Regions from separate parts of the Homo sapiens genome. Here all the other regions are linked to region 4. Evidence: chromatin loops called from intact Hi-C (ENCODE). Cell type or tissue: psoas muscle. All regions are shown on one strand. Links, peaks and the distances in the headings refer to the core of each region. The heading gives the core; the rest is flanking DNA.

What was found. Peaks named below come from ENCODE experiments on the same cell type or tissue, not always from the same donor. Only the 100,000 strongest peaks of a DNase experiment are listed, where the experiment ranks them.
Region 1: a loop joins it to region 4, with 3 times the contacts of the local background. A loop is called at or near these places in 29 of 110 quality-filtered maps.
Region 2: it touches region 4 in a loop (2.6-fold over the local background); 13 of 110 quality-filtered maps call a loop at or near these places.
Region 3: a loop joins it to region 4, with 3 times the contacts of the local background. A loop is called at or near these places in 9 of 110 quality-filtered maps.

What each region holds. Positions count from the first base shown.
Region 1 is chr2:36,511,204-36,519,218 of GRCh38, reverse strand. CRIM1 (cysteine rich transmembrane BMP regulator 1) reads right to left here. Exons shown (of 17, transcript NM_016441.3): 10 at 6,825-6,946; 11 at 5,454-5,663; 12 at 1,677-1,892. Among named protein-coding and RNA genes, the nearest start is that of FEZ2, 83 kb to the left of the region's middle. In psoas muscle, for the core only: no CTCF peak of the experiment used is centred there; no DNase peak of the experiment used is centred there.
Region 2 is chr2:36,560,801-36,568,815 of GRCh38, reverse strand. The region is part of intron 5 of FEZ2 (fasciculation and elongation protein zeta 2); the gene reads left to right. Among named protein-coding and RNA genes, the nearest start is that of FEZ2, 33 kb to the left of the region's middle. RefSeq lists an enhancer at 6,539-7,738. In psoas muscle, for the core only: no CTCF peak of the experiment used is centred there; no DNase peak of the experiment used is centred there; H3K27ac peaks cover 2,564 bases.
Region 3 is chr2:36,570,126-36,578,140 of GRCh38, reverse strand. All of the region lies in intron 5 of FEZ2 (fasciculation and elongation protein zeta 2), which reads left to right. Among named protein-coding and RNA genes, the nearest start is that of FEZ2, 24 kb to the left of the region's middle. In psoas muscle, for the core only: no CTCF peak of the experiment used is centred there; no DNase peak of the experiment used is centred there; H3K27ac peaks cover 3,595 bases.
Region 4 is chr2:36,661,439-36,669,453 of GRCh38, reverse strand. No RefSeq gene overlaps it. Among named protein-coding and RNA genes, the nearest start is that of VIT, 31 kb to the left of the region's middle. In psoas muscle, for the core only: a CTCF peak has its summit at 5,136 (motif pointing right); no DNase peak of the experiment used is centred there; H3K4me3 peaks cover 530 bases; H3K27ac peaks cover 1,063 bases.

The DNA of each region.
Region 1 (8,015 bases), core at 1,891-6,890, 150 kb after region 4:
TGGAACCTCTGAGTTCAGTAAGGTGTCCCATCAATGAATTTCAGCTAGTGGTCCTGGAGGCATTTCCTCCCCCAGTGCCACTCCCTTAGTTAATCCCTAAGTTCATCACTCAGATCCTAACACAAATAGCACCAGGGGTATTTGCTGCTTTAGTTTCCCGGATTGCCTATGTTCTTGAATCCTCCCTTTCAAGGCACACCTCTTACTTTATCATTATTGACTTAACGTGGAATATTGGATTGTTTGGCTTTTCGGCTATTGCTCCAGGACAGGAATCATGTCTGTTTTCATTAACCTTGGAATCCCCATAGTTCAATTCAGGCATTCTACAAATATTTGTAAACTAAATAGCTAAAAGTACATAAATTCATTATCACCAAGGAAAAGATCACTCTAAGTAGTTTCTACCAAGGTGATGTAAGTAAAGTCACTGCTATATATTAACAAAAAACATCAGTAGGGTTTGAATCTGAGTGAATTGTGATGACAACAAATTAGGAAATCATAGGTCATGCATATCCTAAAAATGTAACACATATGAACTATTTCTTATACTAGAAAAGCTGTAGTGCTAATTAAGCTTCTCAGATTAACAGTTCTGTACTAAAATGGTAATACTTGGGCTGCCGTGCATGATGACAACAGCCAGTAATGTGGCTATCCCTATAAGTTCATCTGATCAATTCCAAAAATGCCATCAACATAAACTTATAAAAAATTTAGACACTGATGATGCTGCACATAATGACGGAACAACAGATTCTGGCCAGCTGACTAGATAATCCAATGTTAAAAAAAAGAAGTAATAAAATACAAGGGTTTATGTTTTGCTGAGCAGAAATGCTCTAAGAATATGTTTAGAAAGTAAATGGTTATTGATTTAAGTTGAAATATGGGAATAAGAAGCAACAACAACAAAACAAAACTAGTCCTGTCAACTTGATAATTTTATATTTAAATATCTTTTGAAAAAGTCACATCTAGTATTAATTAAAAGTACTACTAAAGTTATATAAAACCAGTAACTTATGATTAACATCTTGACAAATTTCCTTCTAACAAGTTTCATGGCCATACATTTACCTGCTAAGGTCAGATTATCTGAGAAATAAAAAGTAGAAAATAATAGCACTCCTTATACATGTGCAGTGCTAGTCACTTAATGCTTTTTGGCATTAACTTACTAATCATCCCAACTTGGAGGGGGTGGCATTATGCATATTTCAAAGTCTCTTCGCCACCCTTATATTTCAAAGAATTTTATTTACAAAGAATTTTGTTTACATTATTTATAAATAACTATTCTTCTCATTTGTTACATAAAGATGACTTTTCACAGTAACAGAATCGTTTGGTTAATTTGGTGCGGTGGGACTTTCTCTACTTAGGTATACGCCTCGAGTTTGAGATGCAGGGTTAAGGAAAAAAATTGGCAAGAGCAACAGTCTCCTTTTTTGTTTCACAGTCATCTCAGGTGTGAGGCATGCTGACTGCATAAATAGGTGGTTGATAAAGAGAATACATGCAGGAAGCAGGCTGCCAGCTGTTCCTGATGGGATACTGGGTTTGGCACACTCCCATATGGGGCTGATCCTGCCCTGTGGGTCCCACAGAATGACAACACCCAGAGCTGCATCCTTCCCCACCAAGCACCCACAAGGCATGGTGTCGCTTACCTGTACACTGTGGGCAGCAGGAATCCTGGGTGCGTGAGGGGTTCTGGCAGAGCAGCGGTGGGCACACCTCTGTCTCACACAGCACCCGTCCGCTGTGGCAGGTGCACTGAGTACAGGAGTCAATGTTCCACGTTTCTCCTTCCACAAAGTATTCTCCTCCAGGGGCGTGGCAAATGGAGGGAGTACTGAGCTCTGGCTTCTGCACCACAAAGTCATCTGGGAAATGACACAAAATCAGAACACATTATTCATCTGCAATCTTTCCAACTCTTGAAAGCCTGGTGCTGTTTGCTTTAAGGGATAGAAGAGATGAACTGTGAAGAGCATCTCGCTCTATTCTTATTAAGAGAATAGTGAAGAAAATATTCCATGCATGGAAACAGAAGACAATGGCAAAAGAGCTAATATTAGGACGTGAGGTTCAAGTGGTTTAAGTCTGTCAACAGTAATAAGAGAATTCAATAAGATCATTAAATTACAGGGAGGGGACTCCCACTCTAGAGATGAGAACAGGGGCCTCTTCTGGCATTTCTGTGAATGTGTAGGAACTGTCTCGGATTCAGATCTCTCATTTACAGAATACTTGGTACGGTTCAGTTATTTCCATGCTAAGCACTTCACATGTGTTATTTCATTTATTCCTTACAGTCACCTTATTTTATGCATGAGGAAACTGAGAGCTCAGGGAGAGACGAGGGAAACTGCAACCCAAGTCTATGGTTGTTTGGATCATGGATATGTCTCCAGATTAAATAAAACTTCCAAATGATCGATGCCCTATCTGCTTTATTATTTCTGGGATCCTGAGTACTTTTATGCTTGGAAATATGTCCTGCTGTCGAGCAGGCCACACCCCAATCTAAGCCAGCTGCCAGCAAACTGAGCAGGAATGCTCCTGTAGAATCAACAGTCTGAAAACCCTCACCTGAGACTAAACATGTGCTTGGCAATATCATCATGAAGAGAGGTAAATGCTGGCAGGCTGGTGAAAACTATCATTTCTTTCCCCAGAGGAGAGGTAGTTTTGGTCTCTTGGAGAGATGACACTGATAGAGAGGGAATTTAATGTTGAAAATGTCTGAAGAGGGGCTGGGAGTTGCCCTGAAGTTTTGCTGGGGAAATGAGAAGTATGAAGACATTAACCATAGTCACGTAATCCAAATGCAACAAGCACTTCAGGAATGTGTTGACAGTGTTGAATCCCGCCGAGAAAGAGTCTGGAGACATCACGGCTAGCTCATGCTTGGAGCTCAGTGGAAGTCACGCCCCAGAATGGGCCCATATATGCAGAGATGCTCAGAGCTGAAATCTTCTTAGGAGTGAATTGGGGCTATGACTTTCAAAGTGGTGGTTAGCATGAGAGTCAACAATACTAATGAAATTAAGTGATGTGGGCTGATTTCCAGTTAAGAGGGTAACAACTTCTAATACAGCTTTATCTCAAGGGAATTACAAAAGGCTGGAACTTAGACCCAGGGACAGTATCACAGAAAACTGATACTCATCAATCAATGCTTACATTCACAAGCAACTGTAACCAACTTTCCAGTATAAGAACAAGAGAGAGGAAGAGAATTACAATGAAAACTGTGCTGAACAAGATGGTAAATGTGCATCTGTGGTTTACAGAGAAACAAAAAGTCCCAAAGAGTATCGATAAATGAATATAGCAAAAGCCTCCCTTATTGCTTTCAAAAAGGGCTTAGAGAGGACTGACAATTACTGCCTTGTTAAATGCTGACATGTACGGAAGTGGTCAGAAGAAATCTGACGTGCGTGTTTGCAGGTATGCTTTCTGGCTCACCTTTTTGCCGTACGATATGCCTCAAGGCAAAACACAAGAGGGGCCAGAGACATGGAGACAAAAGAGAAACTCAAATGTAGAGTGTATGGAAGACAGAAAATCTGAGAGACACTATCATTTAGTAAATATTCATTAGAAGAGTTCGGGAGATACTCATGTATCCCAAGAAGAAAAACAGCTGATCTTGGAATGAAGAGGGGAGAAAAATATTCTTTAAAGTAGGAGTCCGTGAATGCAACAGCTCTGGAGTCTCTAATCAGAAGGAGGCTTATGTGGCAACATGCTAAAGATTTGCAGAAAACATTTACCTCTACACATCCATCTACAGAAATGTGTTTTCATACACGTATATCCAGATGTTGACACACCCACAGTAAGGTATCAACAACAACTTCACGTGTGCTTACGTAAGAACTTTCCATGACTCTGTAATAGAGAAAGATCTTTCTGGTTCTACTGATTTTCAGTTCTCAGGTCAATTATCCATTCTTAATGTCTTTGCATTTCTACCAATCTAGCTGTTAGAATTCTTCATTGAGGACATGTTTAGCAAAGACCCAGGTACAAATCCCTCCTCTATGCATTCACACCTATAATTAAAGCAGGGGTCTTCATGCAAACACATGATTTTTCCCTCCCCAAAGAGTCAACACAGAGTTCTATCATATTAAAGTCCTCATTTACCTTCTTATGCAGGGGACTCTAGCAGTTTTTCACACTTAACTAGCAAAATATCGGAAAAAAGGAAAGAGTTCTGACATGGAGCACCTCTAACTGAACTACAGGGAAACAAAACAAAATAAAAAGAGTCATCTCTTCTGCATTGTAATCTCGTTTTCTACAAGGTATGGGAGCTGCCTGTCACTCTGATACTGTAGCTATTGAGCTGTGCAGAATCTCAGAGCTGAAAGGGACTTCAAGTGTCCCTCTCCCCTGCTCCCCAACCATGGCGAACAAGGTCAGTTTCCCTCCCAGGCTAGTCTTGTTGCACAAGGACCAGGCCTCAGGCTCCCGGCTACACCTTTTGCACAGGTGGACTCACGCACAGGGAGATACAGGACCTGGACTGACCAGAGGAAAAACAATCATCCTCCAAAATCTGACAGTAGACTTAACTTTGAAAGAAATCTGATACAAGATTTGAGAGACTTCATTTCTCCCAGGCCTTTTGGTGGACATACTATTTTACTCTTGGTAAGACAGTCAATCTTTCTGTGTCTGTTTTCCAAATGAGAAACTGCCTCAATGTGTTTTTCCCTAACTCAAAGTGGCCTGCACAGAGAGGGAAATAATAGATATAAGACTGTGTTGAGCTCTTTGGATAAAACGTACTAGATGAAGTTTATGGTTATAATTACTGTTATTGACAATCATAATTCAGACTCCCTTGAATTACAAATCTGTTCTGGTTTTCTAGTAACTTATCCTGATTACCATGATTATGATTTTAAATGTTTTGGACGTGTGGTCACTCTAAATCTCTCCATTTGGCAAGAGTGCCACATGTCTATTAATTTAAAAAAGAGCAATAGCCACAGACTTCAAAAAGTTTCTCCCTCTCAAACATTACTTTAAATGTGATAAGGTTTTATGGGATAAAACTAGTACCAATCCCCTCATATTAATGAGGACATTCAGACTTAATATGCTATCAATAAAATGGAGAGCTGGAATGTAAGAACATCAGCCCACAAACCTTTACAAAAATGTAGTCCAAAGACCTTACATAACTGAGTCAATCATTCAAAAAGGAGGAGAGCCATTTCTACAATGATAGAATTTTCTCTGGTCTTTGGTTCTTCACTGATAGTGCCTGGATGATTCTGTGGTGGTGGTTGACAAAAACCACACAGTGCTGAAAAGTGTTCCAGGGGTTGTCCCCTCCAACCTCCCCAGAGTTACAAATGTGTCTAGGGCCCTGCAAGGCAGAAGTCATTTGCTTATGGAGCACACAGATGGCAGCCAGCTTTTACCTGCACATGATGGGCAGCACTGTCCAGGGTGAATGGTGGGGTTGCCACAGGCAGGCACCGGGCAGGTGATCAGGGCACACATTTCCCGTCCATTGAGACAGTAGCATTCCCGGCACCCATCGTGCCAGCTCTCCTCATTTTTATGATGATGACCATCCACGGTGAGACAAGTGCCCGACAGGATGGGTGGCCCAGCTGAAGCAGAGGCCTCTGGACAGACAAAAGGCAGCCTGGTAAAGAAGTGGCTACTGCACAGGAGAAACAGGCTACAGAGTCTGTACATGGACTGGACCCCAGCCACCAACAATTACGTCTAACACAGGACAGTTTGTGACATGGGACATGTTCATGAAAAGAATTTAAGTCAGTATGTTCTCAATCTTGAAAAAAGAAAAGAGAGAAAAAAACCGGCAAATAGTTTCTCTCCAATTCGTGGGATGATCGCTGATTTTTTATTCCTTCCACTGTACTTTCTCATATTTTATACAATAAACAAGCACTGATTTTATAACAAATTTTACAAATATGTTGAATGTATTCAGAAAAATCGCTCTAGAAGCTTCATCCAATGGGGACATCCTGGGCCCCTTGCAAATAACAGAGTTTTGTTCAGCAGAACAATTAAAGCAGTGACTAGATTTTTGTTTACTCCAACCCCTTAGAAACACCATTAAGGTGGTAACTGTCCAGTTTTGAAAAATCGTAAAACAAAGTTTAGGAATCTTTTATAGTTTAATCTGTGCATCATGCTGACAAGTACAACATAAAAAGGGATAGGCAGCAGGGCTGGAGCTGGGGTAAAGGCAGAAACGGCGGTCAGGGTGCATGCTCAGTGGCTTCAGGAAGCTCCCTGGAGAAGCCTCAGGCAGCAGGGATATCCAGGCTCTGTGCTTATTCACAGCTGTGGGCTGGCATGTGCTTATTCAGCCAAAGGCTAAATTCTCATGGAAAACTGTTATCTGGAAATACAGCAGCTAACTTCTGAGCTATACCCACCCTCTAGAACTTTGAAATGGGGCTATTTACTGTTGCAGTTTTATTAATCTTACTCCTGAACAGAGAGAAGCTCTATAGAGGTTCAGATAATTGTGCTTTAGGCTAAAGTTCCTGATAGAAGTAAAAAGAGCTAGGAAGTGATTAATTTAGTCAATGTGCTTGTCCATCATATACTTACTTTACATTCTATTCTGAGCTTTTACTTCATAAAAATGAAAGGAAAAGGGAGTCCTGTGGGACGGTCCCACAGAGACTGACATTTGTGTTAGAATAGGCAGCAACCACCGAAACCATTTCATTACAGGGTGTCCTTATGTTCCTTGTTTCGGTGCCCCTGGCTGCTTTGAGGGGGAAGGGCCATGTGTACACACTTACCTCTGCACTTGCAGATAAGACAGCCGTGACTGTCCTGCTGGAAACCCAAGGGGCAGATCTTACTGCATGAGAGCTCTGGACATTTCTTACAGCGACAGATGTCACAGCCGTGCTTATTCTTCCTGGGTAATTAAAATTTTGTCAGAGGTCAGAAAATCACAAAGTCTCAAATGATGCCCAAGCACTCAGACCAAGGGTCAATAAAGTGATATTGCTATTAAACAGAATGACTTGACTTTTGCTCTCAAAGATTCCTGGAGTGATGGGTAATTAGCTCCCTGTGGCCATTACCACCACTTACTCATGACCAAGGCAGAGAGTTGCCCAAGCACTTACGTGCTTCTAGGATGTGGCTCTCAGAATCTCAATGACATGACTGTTGATTTAATTAGGGAGAGTGGTACACCACAATAAAAAGATGAATGTGCAACTCCATGAATAGGAAAGTGAAGGAGATTTTGTTGGTTTATCTGTGTACTCATTTGTTTCTCCATCCATCCACCCACCCACCCACCTACGATCCATCCGTCCCTCCCTCCCTCCCTCCCTTCTGGAAGTATCTGCTGCATGCAGAAAGTAATTCTTTAGTCAGCAGGTACATAAAAGGGGCACCAACTGCTGCCTTCATCCTGACACTCCCACGTGGTGTCTGGCCAAGAATTCTCTTTTGGTGTGTGTCCTTAACACATGTGTTCTAGCCAGTATAATATTCAGTTGTCCAAGGTGTCCAACTGGGTCCTCCCTGAATGTGCTGACAGGAATACAAAGTGAAATCTACAATCTCCTAAGAGATTTTTCTCCAACATGACGGTTGGATTTGAACACAGCCTTGATTCTGAACTGTCATGATACTGTAGCAAGTGGTTGAAGCTACCTACTATTGTGATACAACTACTTCATTTTATATGAGCAGTTAGGCTAAGACATAATACTCTTATTGACATCATATTCTTATTTTAGGATTAAGAATGATGATGATTCATTATTTTATTTGGGGAATTTTACGGAACAATGTTTCCAATTTAATTATCCAATGAAAATTATAAAGACGACCCCTCCCAAACCTAGAATTTTTAAATGAAGAATGAAAAAGATGACTGACAGAAGATGGGAAAGAGATGATAGGTCTAAGTCCCTTATAATTACTAGCACTAGGCCAGGCACAGTGGCTCATGCCTGTAATCCCAGCAC
Region 2 (8,015 bases), core at 749-5,748, 99 kb after region 4:
GGGAAGGAAACAACCACGAGGCAGTGGTGAGTATTCTCAGCGTAAATACTGGTGTTGAAGCTGTGTATTGAATACCCTCTTCCTCCGTCCTTGCCACATTACTTTGGCATTTGTCAGTAGTGAGGGCAACAATAAAGTAAATACTGTAATGCTTAATCATTTCCCTGCTCACAAATGGGCTCCTATCAAAAATTCCATCCTGAGAGGGGGCATTTTATAGCACTATTAACTCCTTCCTAAAGACGTAGTGGGAAATGGATGAATCAATTACAAAATAACTTCAGATTCAGAATTTTCACCAGTTCTTCACTTTGAATTTGAACACTTGGATTCTTTATTTCAAACTTGGAAATGGTAGATTAAATGGAGGGAGGATTGGGTTTTCTGATATACTGCGTTATTGCAGTTATTTAAATTAAACTGTAACAAATTGTTTTTTCTTTTCTTTTAAAAAATTATTTACTTATTTATTTAGTAACAAATCTTTAATGTCCTTCATTTCATTCAGCATTCATAACCCTGAGACTTAGTTCTGTTGGCGCTTTGGTATGTCTTTGGTACTTTAACCTTGAGAAATGTTATCAAAGAAATGCTTCCCTCCCTTCCCCCTCCCACTCTGTCTCCCTCCTCCCCTACCCCTTCTGTCTCTCCCTTTCCTTGTCCTCCTACTTATAAAATTTAAGCATAGAGAAAATCTTCCCTCTGGCCCAGTTAAGCACCATAAGCACCTAATAATACCGCATCTGCTCTCAAGGTTGTAAATGTAGTGTTTCTAAATGAGGTGACGTTTACTAAAAAGTATATTTAACCTGCCTCTGAGGTTTTATCTTTTTAAAATTCATTTTGCCTTCCAAAAGGGTGTGTTATTTTTTGGAATTTACAGGGCAGCTATAAAACAGAATGCACAGTATGCTCTACACAGCTCGTTTCCTGTTTCTTCCTGGTCTCACTGCCCTGGTCTCTCTTTTCCTTTATCCTTCTAGTTCACTGATCTCCTACTTGCTACTCTTTGATTATCCTAGCTAGGGGTTTGAGATTTCTTTTTTTTTTTTTTGAGACAGAGTCTCGCTCTATTGCCCAGGCTGGAGTGCAATGGTGCGATCTTGGCTCACTGCAACCTCCGCCTCCCGGGTTCAAGTGATTCTCCTGCCTGAGCCTCTCGAGTAGCTGGGATTACAGGCACCCGCCACCACGTCTGGCTAATTTTTGTACTTTTAGTAGAGATGAGGTTTCACCAGGTTGGCCAGGCTGGTCTCGAACTCCTGACGTCAGGTGATCCACCCACCTCGGCCTCCCAAAGTGCTGGGATTACAGGCGTGAGCCTCCGTGCCTGGCCGGGGTTTGAGATTTCTTAGTCACTCCATTGTTTTATGTTTTATAAACCACGCCAACAAGATTATTTCATTAATCTCATCTTACTTTCCTAGACTAGATTCTTCAGTGGACTTTTCCAGAACTCCGTTGTTCACTCTTCTGAAAAATAACTTGATGTTCTGTCCTGTCATCTTTATTCTGTTCATACTCCACTTATTTTGGGCTTTTTTTTTTTCTTTCTCTCCTGCAAGAAGTCAAGACACCTCATGATATGGTGAAACGATCATAGGCTCTAAGGCTCTTGGGTTCTGGTGTTAGGAGTGTCACAGCCTCAGCTTATGAGACGTTTAAAAATGACTGCTATGGCCCAGGCACTATGCAAGCTGCGGGGATGGAAAGATGCCTAAGACCTGTCTCTCCCTTCAGAATGTAGTCATTTCCTCATAAGAAAATGAAGCCACTGGACTCTGAATGTATCATCTGGCTGTGCAGTTCTGCCATTCTGGAGCACTCATTTATTTAGTCCTATAGAGAGAGAGAGAGAGTGTGTGTGTGTCTATGCGTATGTGTGTGTTTTTAATTTGCTTAATAATGGATCTTTTTGATTGAATTAATCCATAGACTCGTAGGATTTACAAATAAGAAGACGTTTAAAGTTAATATGATTTAATCATCTGTTTTACAGGTGAGGTAACAGGCCTTGGCAGTAAAGTGACTGCCCTCCTGTCACACAATTAGTGGCAAAGCTGGGAAAGAACCCAGATCTTCGATTTCTAATTCAGCACTTTTCTGTCCAAGTTGACCGTTTAAAAATTTCTTGATTCTAAGACTTTTGCCTGAGCTATGATTCCTGGTTTCATACAGAAATCTGGAAGTATCCCACTGGTATTGGTAATGATCGCTGTAGCGTTTTGCAGGTTAAGTCACTGACTATCAGTCAGATGCCTCCTACATACTGGTCTGGTTTTTGCTTTTTGGAGCATATGAAAGAAGTATCTGACATTTTTTTTTTTCTGTCCTTAAGGATTTTGAGAACTTGAGTTGAATTTATGAAAAATTAACCTGACCAGAATTTTCATTTTTCTTTCTTTATTGTTTCTCTTTAGATCTTGTGCACTCTACCTCCCCATTAAAAATATCTTGATTACTTTTTTTTTTTTTTGAGACGGAGTCTCGCTCTGTCGTCCAGGGTGGAGTGCAGTGGCGCGATCTCGGCTCACTGCAAGCTCCGCCTCCCGGATTCACGCCATTCTCCTGCCTCAGCCTCCCGAGTAGCTGGGACTACAGGTGCCCGCCACCGTGCCTGGCGAATTTTTTGTATTTTTAGTAGAGATGGTGTTTCACTGTGTTAGCCAGGATGGTCTCCATCTCCTGAACTTTTCTTATACTACTATTAGGCAAACATTAATTGATCCACAGTTGTGTCCCTGGCATGGGTGTTAAGGATGTAGAACCAATTTCAGTTTTCCAGGAATGTGCTGCCCATGGGTTGCAGATTGAATGATGAACCATCCAATGTGCTTTAGTGCGGTGATTCTCAACCAGGCCAATTTTGCCCCCCATGGGACATGAGTCAATGTCTGAAAACATTTGTTGTTGTCACAACTGGGCAGGGTGGGGAAGGATGGGGGTGGTACTGCTGGCATCCTGGTGAACAGAGACCGGAGGTGCTAGTGGAGATCCCACCCCACTACACTGACCCCCGTGACAAGAATGATCTGACTGGAAATGTCAGTAGTGTCAACGTGGAGAAACCTAGGTACAGGGTGTGATAATTGCTATATTCAAAACAACTACCACGTTTTTAGTGTTTTCTGAGCCTGGCTCTGTTCTGTGGTCAAGGTGGACATATATTACTATTGCCCCTAGCTAGGTTTAGGGGTCTGGGAAGGCTGAGTTGCACCCGGAGGTCAGGTAGAAGGAGGAGGGAACAGGCACAGACAGCAGAGGGGGTGGTGTGTGCCACCACTTGGAGGGGACAGTTAGGGACATCTGGGGAAATGCAGGCTGCTCATTATGGTGAAAGCTAGAAGGTGAGGGGGCAAGAAACTCAAGAAGAGGCTATGGAAATTGCACAGTGGAAGCTGGAAAATGGATGGCGTCGTACGACATTCTGAGGCACCTGGTTTTTGTTTAAAGGGTTTAGAGAACCAAAAATGGATTTTAGGTCAGGTAGTTACATGTTTGGGTTTGTCTGTTTTGGAAGAGAACTTCAGTGGTTTCAAGGAGAACTAATTGGAAGGAGGCAACTGGAGATAAGTTAATTAGGAGGCTGTTGCAGCGATTTCATGTAAGAATTGAGCCAGGGAAGTGAAAGTAGGGATGGAAATATAAATAGTTGAATTTCAGAGATATTGGTGAGGTTGATTGTTTCGGACACCAAAGAAGGGAGGAGTTAGGGTCAGGTCATTGATTGTTGACGAGGGCAAACATAGATAAAGCACATGTGCCCCTTCCCCAAAGGGAGGTATGTAAATCTTGTCAGCAGTACCTGCTTCTAGCTTCAAGTCCAGCAAATGAGGGGATGTCTCTCTTTTCCGTCAACCTATGGTCTGAAAGTTAAGCCAGCCATTGCAACACATTGGCACACAACGGGGGAGAGAAGACAGGGTTGCTGCAATAACATCTTATAAAAAGGAGGAGAGAATGGACATATTCCATAGATGCTGTGTTCCATCCCATTGAATGAGAATTGCAAGACCTCCTGCACACTAGCTGTGGCGTGAACTCCCGAGTTGGCCCGGTTGGCTGCTTTTGGTTTTGTTCTCTGAGAAGATCTCCCTTGTCCATTGTCCTTTGTGGCTCATCTAGGATGGGTGTATACGTCATATTTCAGCTCAGATGTCATCTCCTCAGGCAGCTTTTCTCTGGCGTCCGAGTAGAAAGTAGGCATCCAGTTTTTAATCGCCTTGCTGGAGCTAGGGATAGGGCATGTGTTAGTTATCTGCAGCATTCGCTTCATTTACGTGTTGTGCTTTTTGTGCCCCCTTATGCTGGAATGTAAGGTCAGGAGGGTGGGAGGGGCCTTGGCTGATGTGTTCACTCTGAATCTCTAATACCTGGAATGGTATCTGGCTCAGGATGTTTTTTGAAAGAAAGAGGAAATGAATGAACGAGGAGAATAAAATGCTGAAGGAGGAACCGGTTTTTAAATTTTTTTGTTTGTGTTTTGGTGGGGAAGAGGACATTGAATTCAGTTTTGGATATGAGTTTTAGAAATATTGATATTAAATATAGACAGGAACATAGGCTTGTCAATAGGCCATTAAACATACAATAGGTACAGATGTCCAATTGGCCATTAAACATGCAGAGTGAAGCTCAGGGAAATTACAGTAAAGATAGCTAACATGTACTGAGCTTTGCCATGTGCCAGTCTCTGTTCTTAGCACTTTACTGATCTTAGTAAAGTGGAGCTATCAATTTATGGAAGCAGAAGATGAAGCTATTGATTGGTAATACCCAGAGGGGGTGCATGATAATTAAATAGGGACAGAATCCAGAGGCACAGCAGCATCTGAGAGGTGAGTCAAGAAAGAGGCACAAGATCCTAGGGAACACTGGCATTTAAGGGATGAGTGAAGAAAGTGGCCCCTCTTAGAAGAAGCAACTAGAGAGCAGGAGGGTTGGGGTGAGGGAAATCTGGGAGAGTGTGGTGTCTCTGAATCCAAGGAAGCGGTTCAGGGAGGAGGGATTCCTGGATGTCTCAGAGATCTGAAAAGTGGCCGTGGTCTTCCAGATCAAATAAATGATGTTGGGAAGAGCTGTTTCAGGAAAACCTTGGGAAAGGAAAGAGGTTGAGGGTTTGAGAATTTCGGGATGCTGTCAGGAAGGAGCTAGTAGAGAGGGAGAGTTTGGAAATGCAGTGGAGGGAGAATATTGATGCTGCCTGACTTCTGGGGAGGTAGGAGTTGATTGCAACTGAAGCGTTTGATAGGAGCACGTTCTCAGACGTAGATTTTAGTTTTTTTTTTTTTTCTTTTTTTTCCTGTAGAACCTTCTGATTTCCTTGTTCTGTAATTTTCCAATGGATCAAGAGGCGATTGAACTGTACATGCTGCACATTGCTTCCCTGGTTCATTGCCAGTGAAAGAGCTGGGGACAGTAGGGTCTTGTCAGCTGCAGCCACTGACTCAGCAGCCATCAGCAGCAAGGACAGAGGTTCTGCTGCATTCCTTACTTTACCTTCTTTCACTGGCATCAGCTGTTAGTTTTGTTTTTCCAGGTTACCTTGGCTTCCCATGGGGTTGCATTTTCACTAATTTCCCCTAAGCCTAAAATTCTGGTGGCACAAAAGCCATCTTTCACAAGTAGTCAGGCTGTCAGTAGTTGAGATGGCTCAGTAATGTCTGCAACCACACATTTAATAAAGAAAACCTAAATTACATCTGCATGTTACGAAATTGAAACTGCATCAACTTTTGTTTTTTCTAGTGACAGGAATTGGCTTTCTGATTGCGAAAACAAAGCTAGTGTTTTTGGAATGTGCTTTCCAAATAGAAAGTGTGTCTTAGTTTCCTGATAGGTGGATTCTGAAACTTTTTATCTAGCTTTAGATTTTATGAATTTGTATCTAGCTTAAACATGCTCATAGATAATGGAGCCAGGTAATATAGACTAAGTACTTAAAAACAAGTACTCTTCTCTTTGTCACATTTGAAAGAAAATATATTTTATGAAAATAATTTAAAAAATAAACTGACTTGGTTATTTGAGAATAGTTTCTCATAATTGTTATTATATACTCTGAAGCCTAAGATGTTATCTCATTTGATAATCTGCTTAAAAAATATGAATGAATTATGATAGCATTGGAAAAATTTACAGAAATAGTTTTCTGTAGGTTTTTGTTTTATAACTAGCCTCCTCCATCAAAGCTAATAGTTATGCTTTCAGTGAAGTGAAGAGTAGTCAGCAAAGTATCTTGACTAGACATTTGATTCTTGCTGAAGCAAAACTGGCTTGCAAATCTGGGAAAGGCTAGGTAGGGAAGTTGGATGGTTTAGGAGGAGAGGCATATTTGTACAGTCTCCTGTAAGGTAGTAAAATTTGGAACTCAGATTTTCAGTAACTCCATAGAGTTACATGACTGATACAGAAGCACATAGCTCCCTCAGTGATTCAGCCTGTTGGCATTTCTTAGCTTTTTGTTATCAAGACTTCTTTACGCTCTTAAAATTTATCAAGGACCCCAAGAAACTTAATATTAGCCATGTTACAAATTAAAAGTGATAAAATTAAAAATATAAATTCATGAAAAATACCAAAAATAAATTCATTATAAAGAGCATATATTTATGAAAAATAATATTTTACAAAATCATGAAAAAATATCATTGCTGTGCATTTTTGTCAATCTCATTAACATCTGGCTTGATTAAAGACAGCTAGATTCACAAATGTGCTTCTGCATTCAGTCTGTCATTTGGAATATTTCACTGTAAGTCATGAGAGAATGAGAGTAAAAAAGACAACTTATATTTTAGTAGTATTAAGAAAACATTTTTGAACTCCTGAACTCCTGAGAGGATTTCAGGGACCTCTTGGCAGGAGTTGGGTGGGAGGGGGTCCCTGGACTACACTTTGAGAACCACTGGATGAAACTATATGTATTTCTTGATGACCATTCCCTTGGTTTCCTTTCTTCTGCCCCTTGGGGCCTGGTAAAATATTCTTTATGTTGACTCCTCAAATGTGTTTACTGATTTAAATTTCCTCTATAAAATTCCAGGGGAAGGAACCATCAAGTGAGTCAGGCCTTCACTTCCTTTTCACGAAGCCTTTCCCCTTAATTAGTCATGCTGTAAGAATCCATCTCACTCCTTTGACTCAGCCGCCATAGAGGTGCCACCAGACGCTTTTTACTATGCTTGATGACATTGTAGACTGGTTACAAATCAAGATAAGTTGTTTAGGAAAAAAATACTCCCTTTTCAGTACAAAGAATTCTAGGAAGTCTTGGAGGTTGCTGGGAGAAAGAAAGTAGAATTGTTTCCTAGAAACGGAGTGGAAAAGTCTTTGGAGAAGTTTTTGGGGGCCTGGCTGGCACATGGGATCCACTCTGCTCTCCAGGAAGCGTATGCCATCTTCTAGTTCGCATTTCTGCACCAAGGCAGTGGCAGGTGGCCCGAAGAGTGAGTGGGAAGCAATAATCAGCTCTCCAAGTAACAGCATTTTCATTTGCTAAATGTTATGTTAATGTTCTCCAAACTGATGGTAGAATTATACAAACTTAGGCTGAAAATACGCATACTGTTCATCTTAAGTTTTCAGACTTCTGATAAAATGTAGGTAAATAATATCAAAAAGTATCTTAAAAATTACACAGTAAATTTTGTATAGAACAAATATGTGTACAACTTACAACATTTACATTGGAACAATTAGCTACATCAGAAAAATGCCTGCATGAATATAGTAGCATAAAAACAGTTGCTTTTGCATTTAACTTGCAAAGAAATGGAAGCAACAGCATTTTAAAAAGAGCATGGGTTTATGTGCTTTATCTGGATGAGTAGTGGCATTTTCTAACTGCTTGCCTCTTGGGCACATAAGTCATCATGGTACATTCTTACTAATAGACTTTGAACTTCTTTCTCTGTCCTTTTCTTCTGGGCCGTATATTGCCGCCTTTAGCGCTTCAGCATGGAAGGGATCTCAAATGTCATTCAGAATGGCCTCCGCCACACCTTTGGAAATTC
Region 3 (8,015 bases), core at 2,711-7,710, 92 kb after region 4:
GTAAACAGGTTCCTCCTGATTTTTCAGTGAGGTTGGAATACAAGAAGGTAAGTGACATCAGCCATGTGGCCTAGTATTTGGCAGACTAGACTATTTCTGACTGGTGAAAACAAGTTTAGAACATCTGAAACGCTGACCCTTTGATAAGATTTTTTTGTGTTGAAGTCTTGTGTATTCCCACCTTGATTTTGTTTGTGTGTGAAGAAATGTTGGTTTTATTTTTAGAGTATGATGGTTGGGTAAAGGGATCTCTTTTTCTAAATGGGACATCTCTTTTTAATTTGTGATATCAATAACATGGTCTTACAAATCACAAACTAGCTATTATGGCTTGCAATAATATGAGTTCTGTTTTTGATAAAGTCTGATTTACTTATCTAAAGAATACTTAGCAGAGAAATAGATCTCATTAAGCAGATGCTGATGGAATCCTGGAAATACAGTTCTAGGATGGTGGGCCACCAATGAGCAGTTAACACAAAAAGAGTCTTACCATATAGCTCATTTATTATGCTGTAATTAGCCTATGAATAAATCCATTTTTTTCAGTGTAATGTTCATTTGTATCTATTTTGAAAGGACATCGTGGCTGGGCACGGTGGCTCGCGCCTGTAATCCCAGCACTTTGGGAGGCCGAGGTGGGCTGATCACCTGAGGTCAGGAGTTCGAGACCAGCCTCAACATGGAGAAACCCCGTCTCTACTAAAAATATAAAATTAGCCGGGTGTGGTGCTGCATGCCTGTAATTCCAGCTACTCTGGAGGCTGAGGCAGGAGAATTGCTTGAACCCAGGAGGCGGAGATTGCGGTGAGCCAAGATCGTGCCATTGCCCTCCAGCCTGGGCAACAAAAGCGAAACTCCATCTCAAAAAAAAAAAAAGGACATTGCTTATGCACTGACTTTGAAAAAAGTTCTCAGGTATCTATTATTTTTAAGAAATGGCAGTATTGATTGAATAGGTGTTTATTTAGTTATTCCTAGTGAGTACTCTGAAAAAAACCCAAAACCAACCCACATTTGTTTGAATATACAATCCTAGAAAATTTGCTTTAAAATATTAGGGACACTATTTTGCATTTGCATCTCATATTTTTAGAACTGGCACCCTTTAAATTGCCCTGTTATGCAAGTGAGATTAAATAAAATGCTTAGTTAAAAAGTCATAGCATGGTTGGTAATTTCTGCCTATTTGCTTTTAGGGATTACATGTAAATCCTCCATTTATTGCTGTTAACACTTGGCTGAGAAAAGTAAATTTATCCCTAGAGGGGTTTAAAGGCTTCGTTTTGTAACTCCCATGTAAAAAGGGTTAGAGTAAATCTATTGTGTAATTTTACATGGCATTTATATTGAGAAATGGATTTGGCAAGGCAACAGTTAGGTCTTACTTCAGCCTTCATTGGTCTTGAAATAGATTCATAGTAACAGTAAATATTTTTCATAATATTTGAACTTTTGAAGTTGCATTTTGCCTGATTTACAATTTGTGTCAAAAATTTTAATCAGTTCAGTAATGGCACGGCTAAGCTTGCAGTACTAGTTTCCTGTATCCTTTTAAAGCCTAAAATGCGGCCGGGCGCGGTGGCTCACGCCTGTAATCCCAGCACTTTGGGAGGCCAAGGTGGGCGGATCACCTGACGTCAGGAGTTCAAGACCAGCCTGGCCAACATGGTGAAACTCCGTTTCTACTAAAAAATACAAAAATTAGTTGGGCGTGGTGGCGCATGCCTGTAATCCCAGCTACTCGGGAGGCTGAGGCATGAGAATCGCTTGAACCCAGGAGGCGGAGGTTGCAGCGAGCCAAGATTGCTCCACTGTACTCCAGCCCGGGCAACAGAACGAGGCTCTGTCTCAAAAAAAAAAAATAAAAAGCCTAAAATGCCAGGGAAAGACCTTCCTATCTGTGACACAAGTAGGCTGGAAGGGTGATTCTGAAAATAGTGGTAGGTTGCTCAAAAGAAACCCAAAGTGAAATAGGCAGTTGGATAAACAGATTCCAGGAGCTTGCCAAACATTTTACCAAGCATTTTATATCACATGCAGTCTTGGCAAGACCTGGTCTCTATGAGTTTGCTATTATCAGTGATACTAATTCCTAAAAAATGGTGACCTCCTTAGAATTGTCATATGTTACCTGTTTTTCCAATAACATAAGTCACTTTTTTTTTTCTCCTGCCTGAGATATTTTTGTTTTATTAGCAGGACTTGAAGTTTTTCGTTAAGTATAGAATAGCTTCCATTTTTCTTCATGTATGTTTCACTGAAGCAGTACATCAATTTGTAGTTGGCATACCACTTAATCTAAAATTGTTACCTTGTTCTCTTTGGTCCAAAGATACTCTAATGAAATATTGGAGTGGGTATAGAGCAGAGTTAAACTTGGAGACAGATTTTGTTTTAAATATTTGTTGTGGTGAAAAAAAAAATAGAGGGCATAGGGATGCTATTTAGAGCATTGGAAAATTTCATTAGACCATGAAAATATGTGAAATGTTACAGAAAGTATTATCTTATAAAAGTGAAATATGATTTTGATTGGAGTTTTAGGTTTAAAATAACCATAATGCTGTATGTTGGGTAAGATGAAACAATATTCATTCATTCAGCAAGGATTTGTGGAGTGCTTTCCTGTGGCAGGTGTTCTTCAAGATACAGTGGGCAGGATGACTCATGATGGTAATTCTAGGACTTTGAGAGGCTGAGGTGGGAGGATTCCTTGAGCCCAGGAGTTTGAGGCCAGACTGGGCAATATAGTGAGACCTTGTCTTTACAAAATAAAAATTATAAAATTAGCCAGGTGTGGTGGCATGCACCTGTAGTCCCAACTACTTGGGAGTCTGAGGCGAGAGGATTGCTTGAGCCCAGGAGGTTGAGGCTGCAGTGGGCCATGGTCACACCACTCCACTTACAGCCCGACCTTGTCTCAAACAAAAAACAGAAAAACCACAGTGGTGAATAGAATAGAATAGATGAGGCCCATCCCATGCCTTCCTGGAGCTTATAGTCTAATGACGGAGAAAGGCAATAAACAAGGAAAAAATGAATAGATGATGGAATTTTAGTAGTAAATAAAGGCCATGAAGAAAACCAAAGGCTGGGTGAGGTGGTAGATGGTGATGCTGTTGGGAAGCTGTTTTGGAGAGTGTCACTACACCACTGCTTCTCCTCATTGACAAGGGAGCCTGCCTAGTCCCTTTCCAATTCTCCGTTTGAAGAGGAGGTTAAAGGAGTGGACCTCTTTGGGAAGTGCAACTCAAGAGAGTGGCAGGCTTTATATTTCCTCTGTCCTTTTTTGCAGCATCTGGAGGAGCAGAGGATGGGGGGTTAGAGAGTGGTTAAAGGGCACTGTCTGTTTATCACTATGGTGACCTACATGTATTTCTTTGTGCTGACCATGCTGTTTTGGGTGACACTTCTTTATATTCAATGCTCTTCTTCTGGAATCAAATTCCTTACCTGCTGCTTCTGTCCACTTGGGGGATTTTTTTTTTTTCTCACTCATCCTTTAAAATCATGGCCAAGCATTGTCTTCCTTTCTTAGAACCTTCCTTGATGACTCTGTCCGATGCAGAGTTGACTACTCTCTCTTTTTAGAGGGGTTAGTGTTACTCCTCTTTAGTATTTCTATTATCACTGTTGTATCATACTGCAATTTTTTGTTTTCATGCCTATCTCTGTTTTATGTCCCTAATGATAAGAAATTTAACTTTACTTTCTCGGTATTCGTAGATCCAACCTTAGGTACCTAATAAATTTCTGCTGAATGAATGAGTGAACGAAAGATAAACTTGCAAATATATATTTCTATATTGGATCTTTCTGCCAGGTGTCAAACCCATGGACAGTGAATATTGTCTAAGACAATAGAATATTGACTAAGAGCTTTGGGTTAAGAGCTGTGTTTGAATCTTCGTCCTACATACAGACGGCTTTGAATTTTGGAGAGATTAAATGAAATAATGTATATAAGATTAGCAAACATAGCAAACACCATGAGTAAATGCTAATTGTTATATATGTCCAACTGCCTACTAGACAATTCCCTTTGGATATCTTGTAGGAGTCTGAAATTTATACTATTAAACCAAAGTTACCATTTTCCTAAAATTGAATTATTTTCTTTTGGTTAGCAAAACTAGTTTATCCACTCACTGAAACTGATAGAATTTCCAAGTCAAAGAATATAGAGTTTTAAATGGCTTTAAATGACCAGCTTTTCAAATTATTGTGTAGAAGTGTAGCCCAGTAGAGCGTAAGAGTGACCATTTTCCCACACCTCCCGCCAACAGGAGATATTAAGAGCTTTTGAATATACACTGCACAGGCAAACAATGGGTTTGATCTGTTGACCATTTGTATTCTTTTATGAGTTGCCTATTATGTTTATATGCCTGTTATGAGGTGTTTTCATATTTATTTGTGAGGGTACACATACTTGTGATATTGAAGTACCACACTGTGTTGTAATCATTGGCTTAAACCTCTCTTCTAACAGAGTGCAAGCTCTTTAAAGGCTCATTCACACTGCTTTCCCAGCACCTCACCTAATTTCTTGTTCTTCGCACATCACTTAATGCATGTTTGTTGAATTGAAACTTCAGTGTACAGGAGATTGAATCCCGGAGGATTTAGATTTGTAGTATTTGAATTATTATTGTTCTATTGGGGATTTTTATTGGGGGAGCCAGGCTTCTGTTACATCAGACATTCACAGGTCATTGAATTTCAGTAGCAGTTCTCATGAATACAAGAATAGGTTGAACAACACCAGGTTATGTTGTAATTTAGTAGTTGCTGTTCATCTAGTGTTATCTGCAGTTGTCTGGGCATTATGGCCTACCTGCTTAGCATCATAACTTAGTAAACTTATATGTATGAAAATGGAATAGTTACCCTCTGAGTATCTAGTAACAAATCTTTGAATTGAATGTCACATGTAAGGTTGTTTATGCTAAGTCTTGTTGAGAAGATAGGAATCGATAGTCTTTTCTGTTTGCCATAATGACATTGAACTTTGAAGAGAGAATTTCTACTGTGTTACACTCCACCATCAAAAATGCATAACTGCGTCAGTCAACCCTGAAAAAGTTTATACGGACAACTTTTGGGATATTAGCAATCAGTGACTAACGGTAGTAGAGAAAAGAAAAAACTGTAAAAAGAATCACATTACCCTAATTTATTGCTTTTCGGGGGTTAGGGAGAGAATTGCTGAAGGATGGGGGAGAGCTAGGGCTTAGATGATATACACTCTTTCTTGTATATATTTTCTTTCACAGCTACATTGCTCCGTTTCTGTGACTCAGCTCATGTTATAATATGATTGATAGCCTTTGTTTGGGGCTTCTGTTTAAAACAACATGGACCTGGCTTTTTCCCCCCTTCTTTTTAATTTGGAATTTTTTTAACAGCACATTTGCTCAGATGATTTAAACCAGGGATTGTCAAGGCAGACTACTGTCCAAGGGCTAAATCAACTCTTCACCTGTTTTATGAATACAGTTTTACTGGAACACAGCTATGTTCATTCATTTATATATCATCTGTAGCAGCTTTGGGGCTATATGGACAGAGTTGAGTGGTTGCCGTAGAGACTGTGTGGCTTACAAAGCCTAAAATAATTAATGCCTGGCTCTTGACAGAAAAAGTTTGCCAATCTCTGATTTAGACTTAGTAAAATTAAAAAGTAGAACAAAAAGTTATGAACTCCAGTTAAGTGAGTTTGCATAGATAAAAAGAGTACTGTAATGTTTCTAAAGTTTGTATTTAAAAGGTTACTTTGTTTTATCTTGAGATTATGTTGAATTGTTCCTTTTCTTGGGGCCCCTTCAGCAGCAGCCTGAGTGATAGTGACACCTTGGCCAGCCAATCTCCAAGCTACGTGTGGCAGCTTCTTGTCTAACAGCAGACCTCTGTGCTGTGTGTGTCTGAATCCCGGTGGCTAGGTAAAGAGAGTGAGCAGGTAGACCAGTGTTCTCTAAATATGGAGACAAACAAAAGGAATAAAAATGTTGTATTATACACAGTGATAAAATGTGGTTTTAAAAGAAGGTTAGAGGAGAAGTGGAAAAGGCATGAGTTTTTTTCCCCTTTATCTTTTTTTTTTTTTTTTTTTTTTTTTTTCCTGAGACGGAGTCTCACTCAGCCGCTCATGCTGGAGTGCAGGGGCGCGATCTCGGCTCACTGCAACCTCCGCATCCCCGGTTCCAGCGATTCTCCTGCCTCAGCCTCCCGAGTAGCTGGGATTACAAGTGTGGTCCACCCCGCCCGGCTAACTTTTGTATTTTTTTTTTTTTCAGTAGAGGTGGGGTTTCACCATGTTGGCCAGGCTTGTCTTGAACTCCTGATCTCAGGTGATCCACCTGCCCTGGACTCCCAAAGTGCTGGGATTACAGGAGTGAGCCACAGTGCCCAGCCTTTTTCCCCTTTATCTAAGCAGTGGTGCTTGAGATACTAAATTCTACCTGACATACATTCTTTTTTTTTGAGACAGGGTCTTGCTCTATTGCCCAGGCTGGAGTGCAGTGGTGCCATCTGGGCCCACTGCAGCCTCTACCTCCTGGGTTCAAGCGGTTCTCCTGCCTCAGCCTCCTGAGTAGCTGGGATGACGGCGCCCGCCAGCACACTCGGCTAATTTTTTTTAGTAGAGATGGGGTTTCACCAAGTTGGCCAGGATGGTCTTGAACTACTGGCCTCAAGCGATCCGCCCACCTCGGCCTCCCAAAGTGCTGGGATTACAGGCGTGAGCAACCGTGCCCGGCTCTGATACGCATTCTTGAATGTAAATATTGACACATTTTAACAATAATTTGTTGGTGATATTTGATAGTATCTTGCTGCATTTTCTTTAGTGCAAAGCATTTACTAAGAATTACTATTAGCATGATAGAAGGTCATTGTAGGGTGGAGAAAAACTTGACTATATAATGGCTATTATTTTAATAATTCAAACCTATGAATTATGAATTACTTTAGATGTGGAACAAATTTGTTTTATGAAAAATAATATTACCTAGAGAAATATATGTCATCATCAGTTTTCGATATGTTTTTATCATCTACACTTTGTTTTCTGCAATGGTTTTTGGTGGTAGGCTGGTAATAGTGAACTTTCATGATCCATCAGTTAATGTAGTAAAAATCAGGAGTCCATTCTTGACTTCTTTATGTGTTAGAGAGGTCATTGTTAATATAAACAAGTTCACATAAAAGCTGTAATGTGCCAGGAAATTGTGTTCTTCTTGTATACAGTCTTGTGCCACATAGTGATATTTCGGTCAGTCATGGACTGCGTATAGATAGATGATGGAGTCAGGATTATAATGCTGTATTTTTACTGTACTTTTTCTATGTTTATCTATATTTAGATACACAAATACTTACCATTGTGTTACTGTTGTCTACATTATTCAGTACAGTAACAGGCTATATAGGTTTGTAGCCTAGGAGCAGTAGACTATACCATGTAGCCTAAGTATGGAGTAGACTATACAATTATGTAGGTTTGTGTAAGTACACTCTGTCATGGTCTATACGACAAAGTTGCCTGACTCATTTCTTAGAATGTATCCTCATTTTTAAGCAGCACATGACTGTACTTAGAGTATTTATGTTTCAGGAAGGAATTTCTAAAATTGCCAAGATCAATTATTATATTCTAGTTTTAGTGGTTTTGAAAATATTTGGCAATAATTAGTTTAGTTTCCACATTAATATTAAGTTACATAAAAAATTTTAAAAAGATCTTCAAAGATAAAAATTAAATTATTTAATGCTAATTTTGAAGATCTTTGTATTATATTTTTTCTGCCATAAAAATAAACTCATATAACAGTTGTTTAATATTGAAGATTTTCAAGTGTGTATCTGCTTTGGTATAATGTATATTTTCTAATTTACTTAGATCTGTTTTTTTAAAAAAATTTTTGGTAGAATTTGCTTTTATAACTGCTTTATAATTCACATTAAAATTATTTGAAGTATTAAAACAAGATATTACTTTTACATCTTAAATA
Region 4 (8,015 bases), core at 2,043-7,042:
AACCAGATGACAAAGCCTGCATACTCTGATTTTCAATTTCAAAAACTACAACCCCGGAGTGAGACTGATGGATCAGGAAAAAAATGTAGTCAACTCACTTCTTTCCATTACCTTTGTCCCTTTCTATTACAAATATGTGGAAATATGACAAAAGTTTTATTAGGACCTATAACAAAAGAAAACTCCCAGTTACAACAACAATAACAAAAATTATCAAAAAATAAGCTGGGCATGGTGGTTCATGCCTGTAATCATGCACTTTGGGAGGGTGAGGCAGGCAGATCACCTGAGGTCAGGAGTTCAAGACCAGCCTAGTCTGGCCAACATGGTGAAACCCCATCTCTACTAAAAATACAAAAAAAAAAAAAAAAAAAAAAATTAGCTGGGCATTGTGGTGCATGCCTGTAATTCCAGCTACTCAGGAGGCTGAGGCGGGAGAATCCCTTGAACCTAGGAGGCAGAGGTTGCAGTCAGCTGAGATCACGCCACTGCACTGCAGCCTGGGCAACAGCACGAGACTCCATAAAAAAAAAAAAAAAAAAAAAAGACAAAACCCCCTAAATTATCAAGAAGTGAACTTCAAAAGAAATGTACAGGTCTAGCATACAAAAATTAGTATAAAAATGAGTTTACAGAGGGTCATAAAGGAAGACAAGAAGGCAGAAATAAATGTAGAGAGAGATATGTCTTTTGGGTGACAGGAAGGCTTACTACTACCAAGATGCTAATTCTCCCTAAATTAACTTGTAAAGTTCAGGCACTTTCAATCAAAATCTCATCAGGATTACTTGTGGAACTTGACAGTATCATCGCAAAGATCAAATGGAAGAATAAACATGCAGGAATATTGAGGAAATTCGGAGTTGAGGGGTATGAGAAAACTTGCTCGATGACAAATCAAAACTATTATGAAGCTATACAAAACTGGTGCAGGAATAAAAATCGAGATCAATGGAATGGAATAGATATCGGAAATAAATTCTAAGGTATATGAAAGTTTTTTTTCCCTAGATTTACTGCAATAATTTCCCAATTTTAAAAATTATAGTCTCCTATCTCTTTTATTAATCTCTTTCTAGGCTTTCTCCCCAAGACAGCCAGAGTCATTGCCTAAAAACATAATAGGGTTATATATAAACCTTTGGCTTAAAAGCTTTCAGTGGTTTTCCTTGCACTTGGAATTAAATCCATATTCCTACACTGAGTGGCCAGACCCGCTTCTCCCGCTAACCTCACTCACAGCATGCCTCTCTATGCTCAGCAGGTCTCAGCCACGCTGGCCAGTTTCCGTCCTCCATAGAGCCAAGTTCTTTCCCCCTACGGAGCATTTGCATGAGCTGCTCCTTCCACATGGAGCGCTTTTCCCCGACTCTTTCCCAGGCTGGCTCAATCCTATTATTTGAGCTCCAGCTCCCATTCAATGGAACTTCCTTCAAGCAGTCTGTGAGAGGAAACTGCCCCACATCTACGCTTCATTATTTTCTCTCTGTGGTCATTTGTTTCCTTCGCAGCACTTTGCAAGTTGCAATACTTATCTGTTTGCTTATTATGATCTCCTCCTCGGTACTCCATATTCCACGATGGCTGGGACCATTCTCTGCTCATCATTGTCCCTCCGGCATCTAGCGCAGAACATGCCACAGCAGTAACTCAGTCAGTGTTTGTGGAGTGAAAGAAGGAATGCATACATGCGTGGATAATAAAGTTAGCTCTTTGAATCAGTGGGGAGAAGCTAGGTTATTGAAGAAATGATGTTTGGGCAACAGGGTAGCTCTTTGGAACAACAAAACCCACGAATTCCTTACCTTCTTGCACAAAAATGAATTTATGGTTAATCAAAGTTTTAGTTTAAAATTTTAAAAACATAACATTTTTGTCTCCACCATCTTCATTGAGGTATAGTTGACAATACGGATTATATATATTTAAGTGTACAATGTGATTATCTGATATAGGTGTACGTTGTGTGATGATTACCAGAATTCAATTAACTGACACATCTATCACCACACAGTTACCATTTGTGTGTGTGTGTGTGTGTGTGTGTGTGTGTGTGTGTGTGTGGTGATAAGGACACTTAGGATCTACTCTGTTAGCAAATTTCAAGTAGACAATACAATATAATAAACTATAATCACCATGCTTTACATTACCTCCATAGTACTTATTCACCTTATAACTGAAAGTTTGTATATTTGACCAATATCTCCCCATTTTTTTCCATCTCTAAGCCCCTGGCAATCACCATTCTACTCTCTGCTTCTGTGAGTTCAACTTTTTTAGTTTGTACATATAACTGAGAACATAAAGTACTTATCTTGCTGTATCTTATTTCACTTAACATAATGTCCTCCAGGTTCATCCATGTTGTTGCAAATGGCAGACTTTTCTTCTTTTTATGATTGAATAATATTCGTGTGTGTGTGTAGATACCACATTTCCTTTATCCATTCATTTGTCAGTGGTCACTTATGTTGTTTCCATATCTTGGCTATTGTAAATAATGCTACAGTGAACATGATAGTGCAGATATCTCTTAAAGGTACTGATTTGGGCCGGGTGCAGTGGCTCATGCCCATAAGCCCAGCACTTTGGGAGGCTGAAGCAGGAGGATCACTTGAGGCCAGGAGTTTGAGACCAGTCTGAGCAACATACTGAGATCCTGTCTCTACAAACAATTTTTTTTTAATTAGCTGGGCCTGGTGGCATATACCTGCCAGCTACTCGGGAAGGTGAGGTGGGAAGATCACTTGAGCTCAGGAGTTCCAGGCTACAGTGAGCTATGATCACACCACTGCACTCCAGCCTTGGCGACAGAGTAAGGCCCTCCTCTTAAATATATATGTATTTTATTTCCTTTGTGTATGTACCCAGAAGTGAGATTGCTGGATCATATTGTAGTTTAGGTTTTAATTTTTTGAGGAATCTTCATACTGTTTTCCATGACTGTATCAATTTACATTCCCGTCAACAGTGTACAAAGGCTTCGTTTTCTCCACACCCTCACCAACACTTGTTATCTCTCGTCTTTTTGATAACAGCCACCCTAACAGGTGTGAGGTAGTATCTCCTTGTGAAAACCTTAACATTTTCTAAAGAAAACATAACAATATTTTTACATATCTTGTGAGCTAATACATGCGTATAATTCTTTGTGGGTTAAAAACAAAACAAAACAAAACAAAATGTGATGGAGCCCATATGTGGCCTAAAAGCTTAAAAAATTTACTGTCTGGCCCTTTAAGGAAAAGTTTGGTGATAACTAAGAAATATCTTGTATCTTTTGTTAAAAATTTAAAATCACTCTATCTTATGTTTAAAAAATTTTTTGGCATTGATGTATATAAACCTAATGTCATAAGCATATCATTGTCTTGACTTTCAGTGTAAGTTGATGTCACTGTGAGCTAATACATGTGTATAATTCTTTGTGGGTTAAAACAAAACAAAACAAATATGATAGAGCCCATATGTGACCTAAAAGCTTAAAAGATTCACTTTCTGGCCCTTTAAGGAAAAGTTTGGTGATAACTAAGAAATGTCTTGTATCTTTCGTTAAAAATTTAAAATCGCTCTATCTTATGTTAAAAAAAATTTTGGCGTTGATGTATATAAACCTAATGCCATAAGCAATATTATTGTCTTGACTTTCAGTGTAAGTTGATGTCACAGAGAACACACCAAAGGCAATGGTTTAAATGAAACAGGATCTAATTTTGCTCTTGCAAAAAATTACCAAGCTAAGCTTTTCAAGGCTGATAGGGTGACTGCAACCTCAATCTGCATCTTCCGTCTCCCAGCCAATGGGAAGATGGAGGGGCAAATGGAAACACAGGCAATTTCACCTTATCCAGAAGTTAGTCTCATGGACATGGTGTGCATCTTTTTTGTTCACATTCTGCTTACTGGAATATGGCCATGTCTAGCTGCATGGGAGACTGGGAATGTTGTCCTTAGATGGACAGCCTTCTTCCAAGCTTGAATTAAGAAGCTCCATTATTAAAAGCCAGGGAGAATGATTACTGATGGACATCTTGGAGTTCCTGCCGCAAAGAGTAACTTGGCCCCAATGCCACTGGGCTTATTCTTCTCTTCTCACTCATATTTTGCCTTAGATTAGTTCTAAAATTAGTTTTATTTAGATTTTCCCTTTTTGAAACTCAAGATTCAAAGTTCACAGAGAGGTTTATGCTTTTCTTGCCAGTATCATTTCCCTGTCTTTGCAAAAGTTTATTCATTCTATCCCAGGTTAGCAAACCCATTGCCCTTGTAATAGGGACTGATTCAGAAAGCCGAACTATGTATTTCAACACCTTCTCTGTTCCAGGCATTCATTTTTAAAACCCTTTCTCTTTCCCAAAGTCATGTTCATCAGCCTAATTTGCAGAGCAGCAGTCAGCAAACGTTTCCTTAAAGGGCCAGACAGTAAATCTTTTAAGCTTTTAAGCCACATATGGGCTCTATCACATTTTGTTTTGTTTTGTTCTGTTTTGTTTTTAACCCTCTAAAATGTAAAAATTATTGATAGCTTTCAGGCTGTGCAAAAATAGACTGCTGAGCTGGATGTGGTGCACATGCCATAGTCTGCTGACTCTTGTTGCAGAGCAATGTATGTCTGTATATTTCTCTTGAACAGTGGGGAAGTGGAAGTTACAGTATTCCAGCACCAGATGGTATATATCCAGGAACTATAGGGAACATCTTGCTACATCTGAACAATGACTACAGCTCTGTAACCCCAATACAGCTATGTTTGCTGCTGCACACTGAGTCTGATGGCCAACAATTATAACATAGTCAGATCCTAAAGATTTATGCTCTCTATATATCATGTTGCCAGGATGAAAGTTGAAGTTTGAGGTTCAAGGTTGAAAGATGAAAGTTGAAACTTTTTTTCAATGTTATAAACATCAATCTGTTTGTACATACCTTTGTTGATACTGTAATAGCTCAGACAATATATAGCTTAGAAATGACTTTCAAATTCCCGACTTTAAAATTCATACAGATTGCATAATCTATAAATATTCATTATCATTCATGATATAATTAATCAGCAAGTATTTATTGAATGTCTACCATATGCCGGGCACTGTACTAGATGGCGGGAATACAACCGTTAACAAAACAAAGTCCTTGCTCTCCAGTAGGGGGAGCTCACATTATAGAGGAGAAACATGGCAAATAAACAAATAAGCACATCCATTTAGAGCACAGCCGGTGCTGACAAGTGCTATGATGAAAAACAAAGCAAGACAAAGAAATAGATATTGTTTGAAGCGACTATTTTAGAGTGGTAAGAAGGTCTTTAAAATGAGGCGAGAGTTGAACTCAGTCAAGAATGCAATGCAGGAGCAAGCCATATAGTTATCTAGGGGCTATCTAGGGAACAGAGGAGGGTCGGGGGAGGCGCAGGGAGCAGGGTAAAGGCTTTCAGTGAGGTGTGTTTAGGATCAGGAAAGGGCCAGCTGACTGGAGTGGAGAGAGGCTAATAAAGCCAGGGAATATAGGACCTTTTAATTCATTATAAGGTCTTTGGATTTTATTTTGCGGGAGACGGGAAGCCTTAGAAAGATTTTGAGCAATGAAGGGTTATGATCGAATTGAGGTTTTAAGGGAGGTGTTGTCATTGCTGTGCAGCAAATACATTAAGGGCAAGAGGAGAATCAGGTGCACTAGGTGGGAGGTTATTATAATTGTGCAGGTGAGAGATGACAGTGCTTGGGCTAGGCAGTGGTGGGAAATGTAACTATTTTCATGTGGTTCAGCACACAAGAAAAAGTTTGTCTTTAATTGTATATATTTTCTAATCCCGGAGGAATCCAGTACCACCTAATTGTTTATCCCAGAATAGGCACTGCTAGCCAAAGCCTCTTACAATGGAAAACACAGGCTAATTAAACTAGGATTTACTATATGGTTTACTTTTATATCTCAAAATCTAGACATAGCCATGTTATAATTGCTAATAAAGGGCCGTGGCTATAAATCAGGATGACTTCATGAGGCAATGTTTGCTTTTAATATTGAAGAATTGACAGAACTCTATTTAGAACTGAGTTATGTACAACACTAATCTTTCAGGGATGGCTTGATTTTCAGTCCTCTATTTCCATCATTGGATTGCTTTGTTGCAATAGGAATGAACACAAGCAAATGTAACTCTATGCCTAACAATGCAAGGCAACAACTGCATACAAACAAAGCTAAGCTCAAAGTGCACGCTCAATTAATTGTTGTGAATGACAACTGAGTGATAAAGTTTAGCATTTAAAAATTAACAAATTCAAGTGCTGAGGACACCATAGAAAATTAGATGTCTATGGGTACCCTCCAAGTTAACTTACTTTTCTAATTTACTTCTAAGGAGTGGCTTAGGTGCAGGGTAAATAAAGTTTATTTTGTCTCCGTTCTTCCATTTCTCTGCCATTTTTTTATTCTCCATTTTAAAAGTTTTATTTAAAAAGTAAACCTTAACGTCGAAAATGCAAACCAGGGGAGGGCAGAAAGATCACACACTAGGCTGTAACTTCACACTAGGTTGCACGCTGGCCGGGCAGAGCTGCTCCTCACTTCCCAGACAGTGGGGCGGCCAGGCAGAGGCGCTCCTCACTTCCCAGATGGGGAGGCGGCCAGGCAGATGTGCTCCTCACTTCCCACATGGTGGAGTGGCCGGGCAAAGGTCTCTGCCATTTTTTAAAGTTCACTTCAATACTAAGTTTGGCATTTTTTTTCCCTCTCCAACATTCCCCAAACTCACTTACTAGTGGAATTTTTTTTTCTTTTTTTTTTTTTTTGGTTATTTGTTTCTCTTAAAAAAACAAAGAGGAGGGTATTTTATCAAGGCAAAATAGGTTCTCTTGCTAAGACTAATCTTTCTTCTTTTACTTTTTTGATAGTTACATAAAAGAAAATGTACAGATTCAAATACACTATGCAGCTTAATGAGGTTTTGTTTATGTATATACTCATGCAACTACTATCCTGATCAAGATATAACATATTTACAGCATTCCAAATAATCCTTTCTGCTGCTTACTAGTCAATACCCCACCAATGGGAATCATACTGAGCTCTATCTCCATAGTTTTGCCTGTTTTTGAACTTTACAAATGGAATCATATAGTATGTATTGTTGGCCCTTTGTATCCATGGGTTACACATCCATGGATTCAGTCAACCATGGGCTAAAAATATTTGAAAAAAAAATTGCATCAGTACTAAACATGTACAGACTTTTTCCCTTGTCATTATTCACTAAAAAAGACAGTCTAATAACTATTTACATAATGTTTATATTGTATTAAGTATTATAAGTAATCTAGAGCTGATTTAAAGTGTACTGAGAGGGTGTGGATATGCAAACACTATGCCATTTCATATGAGGGACTTGAGCATCCTCGGATTTTAGTATCGGGGCAGTCCTGGAACGAATCACCAATCATGCCCAGGTACCAAGGGATCATTGTATTCTTTTGTATCCGGCTTCTTTTACTAAAAAAAAAAATTTTTTTTTTTTGAGACAAGGTCCCACTCTGTCACTCAGACTGGAGTGCAGTGGTGCAATCACGGCTGACTGCAGCCTCGACCACCCAGGCTCAGGTGCTCCTCCCACCTCAGGCTCCCAAGCGTCTGAAACTAGAGGCATGTGTCACCACGCCCAGCTAATTTTTGTGTGTATTTTTTGTAGAGACAAGGTCTCGCCTTGTTGCCCAGGCTAGTCTCAAACTCCTGGGCTTAAGCAATCCACCCACCTTGGCCTCCCAAAGTGCTGGGATTACAGGTGCGTGCCACTGCATCTGGCCTGGCCTACTCAATGTTATGTATATAAAATTCATCAAAGTTGTCACATATAGCAGTTCTTTTTTTTTTCACTGCTGTTTGGTACTCCATTATGTAAATATACTTCAATTTATTTATCTGTTGTAATGTCTCTGGACTTTGGTAGTCTTCAGTTTTGGGCTATTGTGAGTAAAGCTCTGTGAACATTCTTATACATGTCTTTAGGTGGATAT